2 separate regions of the Homo sapiens genome follow, and region 2 is linked to region 1. Evidence: chromatin loops called from intact Hi-C (ENCODE). Cell type or tissue: mammary epithelial cell. All regions are shown on one strand. Links, peaks and the distances in the headings refer to the core of each region. The heading gives the core; the rest is flanking DNA.

What was found. Hi-C counts contacts between places; a loop is a spot of excess contacts. Peaks named below come from ENCODE experiments on the same cell type or tissue, not always from the same donor. Only the 100,000 strongest peaks of a DNase experiment are listed, where the experiment ranks them.
Region 2: a loop joins it to region 1, with 3 times the contacts of the local background. A loop is called at or near these places in 3 of 110 quality-filtered maps.

Annotation. Positions count from the first base shown.
Region 1 is chr16:57,833,852-57,836,756 of GRCh38, reverse strand. It overlaps a transcript of KIFC3 not described here. Among named protein-coding and RNA genes, the nearest start is that of KIFC3, 33 kb to the right of the region's middle. RefSeq lists enhancers at 193-692, 693-1,194. In mammary epithelial cell, for the core only: no CTCF peak of the experiment used is centred there; DNase peaks (open chromatin) are centred at 1,136 and 1,626; H3K27ac peaks cover 1,367 bases.
Region 2 is chr16:57,762,575-57,765,479 of GRCh38, reverse strand. KIFC3 (kinesin family member C3) reads left to right here. Exons shown (of 20, transcript NM_001130100.2): 11 at 1-21; 12 at 1,233-1,337. Among named protein-coding and RNA genes, the nearest start is that of MIR6772, 8.3 kb to the left of the region's middle. In mammary epithelial cell, for the core only: no CTCF peak of the experiment used is centred there; a DNase peak (open chromatin) is centred at 1,029; H3K27ac peaks cover 375 bases.

The DNA.
Region 1 (2,905 bases), core at 190-2,689:
TGGCACCACTATACACCAGCCTGCGCAACAGAGCAAGACCCTGTCTCAAAAAAATAAGAACAAAAATACATAAAGGGCTGAGATGTCCCATAAAGGGCTGAGAAAGCCAGGAGAATGGTTTTGGAGCAAGAGGGTACATTTTTGTTTTCTTTTTGTGCCTTTTGGGGTAGTTCGATTAGACAGAAGGAATTTGCAGCCTGAGACCAGAAAGTCTACCATTCATTCCCTTCTTGACCTTGCCTGGGCTGCTCAACTTCTGCCCAGAGGCTTAGCTCTTCATCAGGAGAAAATAATGCTCTTAGCTCCACCAAGCTGATAAGGGCCAAGGAGAAAATGCCTGCACTGGCCAGGCACAGTGGCTCAAACCTGTAATGCCAGCACTGTGGGAGGCTGAGGTGGGAGGATCTCTTGAGCCCAGGAGTTCAAGACCAGACTGGGCAACATGGTGAAATCCTGTTTCTACCAAAAATACAAAAATTAGCCGGGTGTAGTGGAATGCCTGTAGTCCCACCTATTTGGGAGCCTGAGGTGGAAGGATCGCTAGACCCCAGGAAGGTCAAGGCTGCAGTGAGCCCATGATCTTGCTACTGCATTCTGGCCTGGGCGACAGAGGCCCTGACTCAAAACAAGCAAAACAGAGAAAATTCCTGCGTCACCCTTTGAGTTCCCTGAGAAGGGCAACCTGAATGCCAGCTTCAGGCTGGCGACTGGGTTTCCCTCTGGAATCTAGTGTGTTCTGGGTTGGAAGTGAGGGCCTGGAGAGAGGCGCCCAGGCTGGAATGGAGTTTTTGTTTGTTTTTTGTTTCTGAGATGTAGTCTCACTCTGTCATCTAGGCTAGAGTGCAGTGGCACAATCTCAGCTTACTGCAACCTCTGCCTCCTGGGTTCAAGCCATTTTCACGCCTTAGCCTCCTGAGTAGCTAGGGTTACAGGCACATGCCACCATATCTGGCTAATTTTTATGTTTTTAGTAGAGACAGGGTTTCTCCATGTTGGCCAGGCTGGTCTTGAACTCCTGACCTCAAGTGATCTGCCTGCCTCGGCCTCCCGAAGTGTTGGGATTACAGGCATGAGCCACTGCGCCTGGGCTGGAATGGAGTTTTATTAGCCACAAAACTTTGGGTGAATCACTCAAAACTTTGGGTGAATCACGGTTCCTCTGTTCCTAGTCTATGAAACAGGGCTGACAAGAGTAGTACTTTCCTCATTGGGTTGTTCTGTAACCTAATAAAATACCATAGAAAATGCTAATATGTAATAAGTACCCAGTAGATGTTCACTCCTATTATATTAATATTGGTCACTACAGGAAATCCACAAAGGAAAATTGTACTATCAAATTATCATAGTGCTTTAATATTCCATACTCACATCTTTGTTGCTTTCTGAAACACATTCCAGTTTCATATTTTAGAGCAGGCTGAGTACAAGAGACACATGTTCATTTTCTTTCTCCCTGGTGATCAATGAGCTGATTGGATTTTAATATTTTCCATTTTGTTTTGTTTTTAAAATAAGTCGTTTGGTAGTTTCTGTTGCCAGAACCTTCTGATGAAATCGTCTATCACTGACTCTTCAAATATCGGTGCTATTGTGCCTTTGGGGAAGAGGCAGCATCTCTCCCATGACTGTACCTAGAACAAAAGAGAGAACCCGCCTCCGTTCTTACTCACAGAAGGAGGGGCCTGCAGGGAGCCAGTCTTAGCAAAGAGGAAAGCACAAGAAAGCAGCTTTTCTGTTGCATTTTTTTTCCTCCTGAATTTTACCACCATGTCCAAGGATCTCCCTCTGTTTCTCAGATCTACCTCCTTGGGAAAAGCTATTGGCAGCAGTGATGACAAAGGTTTGAGCATAGCTCATGAATTGCTTCCTCTGCAGAGTTGCATGCAGTAGAGACACCAATAGGTAACACTCAATCAAATGGCACCTAAAGGTATTTTTGCAGGGCACAGTGGCTCATGCCTGTAATCCCAACACTTTGGGAGGCTGAGGCAAGGGGATTGCTTGAGGTCAGGAGTTTAAGACCAACCTGGCCAATATAGTGAGACCCGGTCTCTACAAAAATAAAAAATAAAAAAATTAGCTGGACTTGTGACGTGTGCCTATAATCCTAGCTATTCAGGAGGCTGAGGTGGGAGGATTGCTTGAGTCCAGGGGGTTGAGGCTACAGTGAGCCATAATGGTACCACTGCACTGCAGCCTGGGCAACAGAGCGAGAACCTGTCTCTAAAAATAATAAAATAATAAATAAATAAAAATTTAAAGGTATTTTTATTTTACAGAGACTTCAGAATTTTAACACTTTGAAAAAAGGATCAAGGTGAAGAGTTTACTGAATAATTAATGAATTGTATAATGTGTAAAACTTTTGTGATAATTTTTTTAATGTTCAAAAAATGTCAGGGAGTGCAGTTTGCTCAGGGACAAACCAATGTTTCCCAGCCTAGAATAGTTAAGACCAGGAGAGGTCCACTAAGAAACAATACTGGGAGATTATTTTCACAGATGGTAACTTTTGCAATTTTTCATCAAATAATTTATTTGATAATGTGTTGCTAAGCTATAGTATGTATATTACTTTAAAAATAAATGCATTCCCGGGGCGCGGTGGCTCACGCCTGTAATCCCAGCACTTTGGGAGGCCGAGCGGGCAGATCATGAGGTCAGGAGGTAGAGACCATCCTGGCTAACACGGTGAAACCCTGTCTCTACTAAAAATACAAAAAAGTAGCCGGGCGTGGTGGCACGCGCCTGTAATCCCAGCTACTCAGGAGGCTGAGGCAGGAGAATTGCTTGAACCCGGGAGGCAGAACTTGAGCCTAGATCATGCCATTGCACTCCAGCCTGGTGACAGAGCAAGACTCAGACTCAAAAAAAAAAAAAAAAAAAAGCAACTGCATTCCTA
Region 2 (2,905 bases), core at 1-2,500, 71 kb after region 1:
CCACAGGCCTCGCAGCAGGACGTGAGTGTGGCCCCATGCGGGAAAGGGAAAGCAAGGGAGAGAGGGAAAGATGGACTCACAGGGAGCGGGGGCGCTGGGCAGGAAGAAGCGTTAAGAGTGGGGGGTGCAGGAATCAGAAGTGGGGAGCCAGGGTCCTGCTCCTTCCTCTGGAGGACAGAAGAGGGTGGGAAGTTAAGACTGAAGCCCTTGAAAGCCTCCTTAGGAAGGAGAGATCCAGACACAGCCCATCCCCTCCCATGGCTGTGGTTCCTCCCGTCCCCAAGGCCCCTTCTACCGTGTGGCCCCGCCCACCCTTGAGGCCCTTCCCACTATCGTAACTCATTCCATTCTCTCAGCTGTGGCTCCTCCCACCATGTGGCCCCTCCTATATCCACAGCCCCTTCCACCACATGGCCTCACCCACAGCCCCTCCCACCACCATGGCTTTGGGTCCTCCCATTCAGGTGGCCCCTTCCACTGCATGGCCCTGCCCACTCCCAAGGCCCCTCCTACCATCACAGCCCATCCCACCCTCATGCTGTGGCTCCTCCCATCTGCATGGCCCCACCCACCCTCAGGCCCCTCCCATCTTCCCACCATGTGGCCTCACCCACTTTCAGGCCCCTCCCACCATCACAGCCCCTCCCACCCCCATGGCCACCCACATGGCCCCATCCATCTTCATGACCCTGCCCATCTTCCCCATCCGGGAATACCCTCCTGTATCAGTCCCCTGGGCCTTCCTAGGAATCCCCCAACCCCCTGAGGCTGTATGAGAACCATGTGTTCTCAGTGTCCACTCTTCCCTTATCTCTGCCCAGACCAACCTGCCAGCCCTGCCAGGCCTGTGCCCTCCTGTTCTCATGTCTGGTTCTATCTTTGCCCCCATCCTCTGATGGCTGGCAGGCAGGCCCAGGCCAGAGAGGCCCCAGGCATGTGCTGGCCTCCACCTTCCTTGTGCTGAGCACTCTTTGAGAGAGAGCAGGAGGAGCTGGGGGAAGGGCAGCAGGCACTGGCCTGTCTTCCCTGCAGTCTTTGGGCGGCCCGGTTGCCCACTACTGTCTAATGTATGACTCATGAGTCACGAATCATTGTGAGCTGAGTGACTGCAGTAACACGTGATGTGGTGTTGCTGAAGGACAGCATGGTTGGGGAGGTGGCTGGACTTGTAGCTGGTGGTCCCAGCGGCCCTGGAAGCCCCCCCACCAGCCTCCCTCCCACCACCCTCCCAGGTGTTCCAGGAGGTGCAGGCCCTGGTCACCTCTTGCATTGATGGCTTCAATGTCTGCATCTTTGCGTACGGCCAGACGGGCGCCGGCAAGACGTACACGATGGAGGTGGGTGCTGCCCAATGGGGTGGGGGTTCACAGTGAAGCATGAAGGGAATGCGGGCTCCCTCATTGGTCTTGGGGTATTGTGCAGTGTGTGTTTTGCCTCATTTGGTCCTCACAACCCAGGAGCAGAGGCTGTAGTTATCTGTGTTAGCCCTGAGGCACCAGGCCTTAAGAGGGGGCCCCCTTGCCCAAGGGCACCCACAATGGGCCCAGCAGGACTGGGAGAGAGGCAAGGGGGGACTATCATCACAGGGATCTCGGCTTGGGGACAGAGTCTGGGGCAGGCCACCGACCTCTCTCAGGACCAGGGCTGCATTTCACCTTGAGTGTGCACTGCACACTCCTGCTTTACCGCTGCCTTGGGCCGGGCCTGGGGGATCTGGGATGAGTGGCGGGTCTCAGTCCTCAAGGAGATCCCAGGGCAAGACTGGCATATGAAGGCTGTTGTGGGGAGCCCAGCTCTTGCCGGTGGTCCCTGGGGCCAGGCCAAGGCTTCCTCTCCCTGCTCGTCACCGGCACCCTCCCAGGTGTGGTGGAGCAGGTGGCAGGCCAGGGAGAGGGGCGTTGAGACTAGGAAGGATCTTGACTGTGGGCAGAGGGCAGTGGAAAGCTAGCCCTGGCTCTGAGGGGTGCTGTGGGATTGATTCCCTAGGTCAGGAGGAGGCCAGGTGGTGTGGCGTCTGGACAGGGGAAGGGGCTAGCCAGGCCTGCTGGGCGGCCCTCTTATTTCCCATCTGGACTCTGCTGTTCCCTCGATTCTGGGACTGGTGAGACTAGTTAGTGGGGGCAGGCCAGGCCAGGCAGGAGGAGGAAGGGGATGTGTGCGGCATCCTCTGGGCTCCCCGCTCTGCTTTGGGATTGCTTAGTGTTGAGGTGACCACCAGGAACATCAGAGCGTTCATCCTCAAGTGTATCTGCTGATGCATAAGGTGTATCAGGCATCGTGCCAGGCACAGCTGTGACCCAAACAGTCCCTGCCCCCACAGAGGGCCCTCCCCACAGGGCCAACCTGGCTGTGGGGAGACAGCAGGGTCTACACAAATCAGCAAGTGTCCTGTCAGGCCAGGGAGAAAAATAAAGCCAGGAATGCGGAACTGACTAGGGGGAGGGACAGGGCATTTGGGGGTGCTGGGCGAAGGAGCAGCCTCCCTGAGGGGGCATCTTGGGAGCAGCCTCCCTGAGGGAGATGACGGAGCCGGCCAAGGGGCGGTCAGAGGAGTACCCGGGGCAGAGGGAGCTGCAGGGCTGAGGCCAAGAGGCCAGAGCATGCCAGGGGCACCTGAGGCCCAGCCAGGAGGCCCCTGTGGCCGGAATAGAGAGTGAGTGAGAGGTGCTATCAGAAGAGGGGTGAGGGCCAGGCTCCCAGGGCCTCGAGGTCCCGGGTGGGGACTCCAGGTTTCCTTCTAGAAAGGCCGGCCCACCCGTCCTTCCCCAGGACACTGGCCCGCTCCTCCTTGTGCCTCCTCTCTACCACCCACAGAGCCCAGGTCTCAGCCTCCCTGAGACTGAGCGCCTTTCTGGGCAGTGGCGGGGTCATTCATTTCCAGTGCCCCTCCCAGGTGGCCCCACAG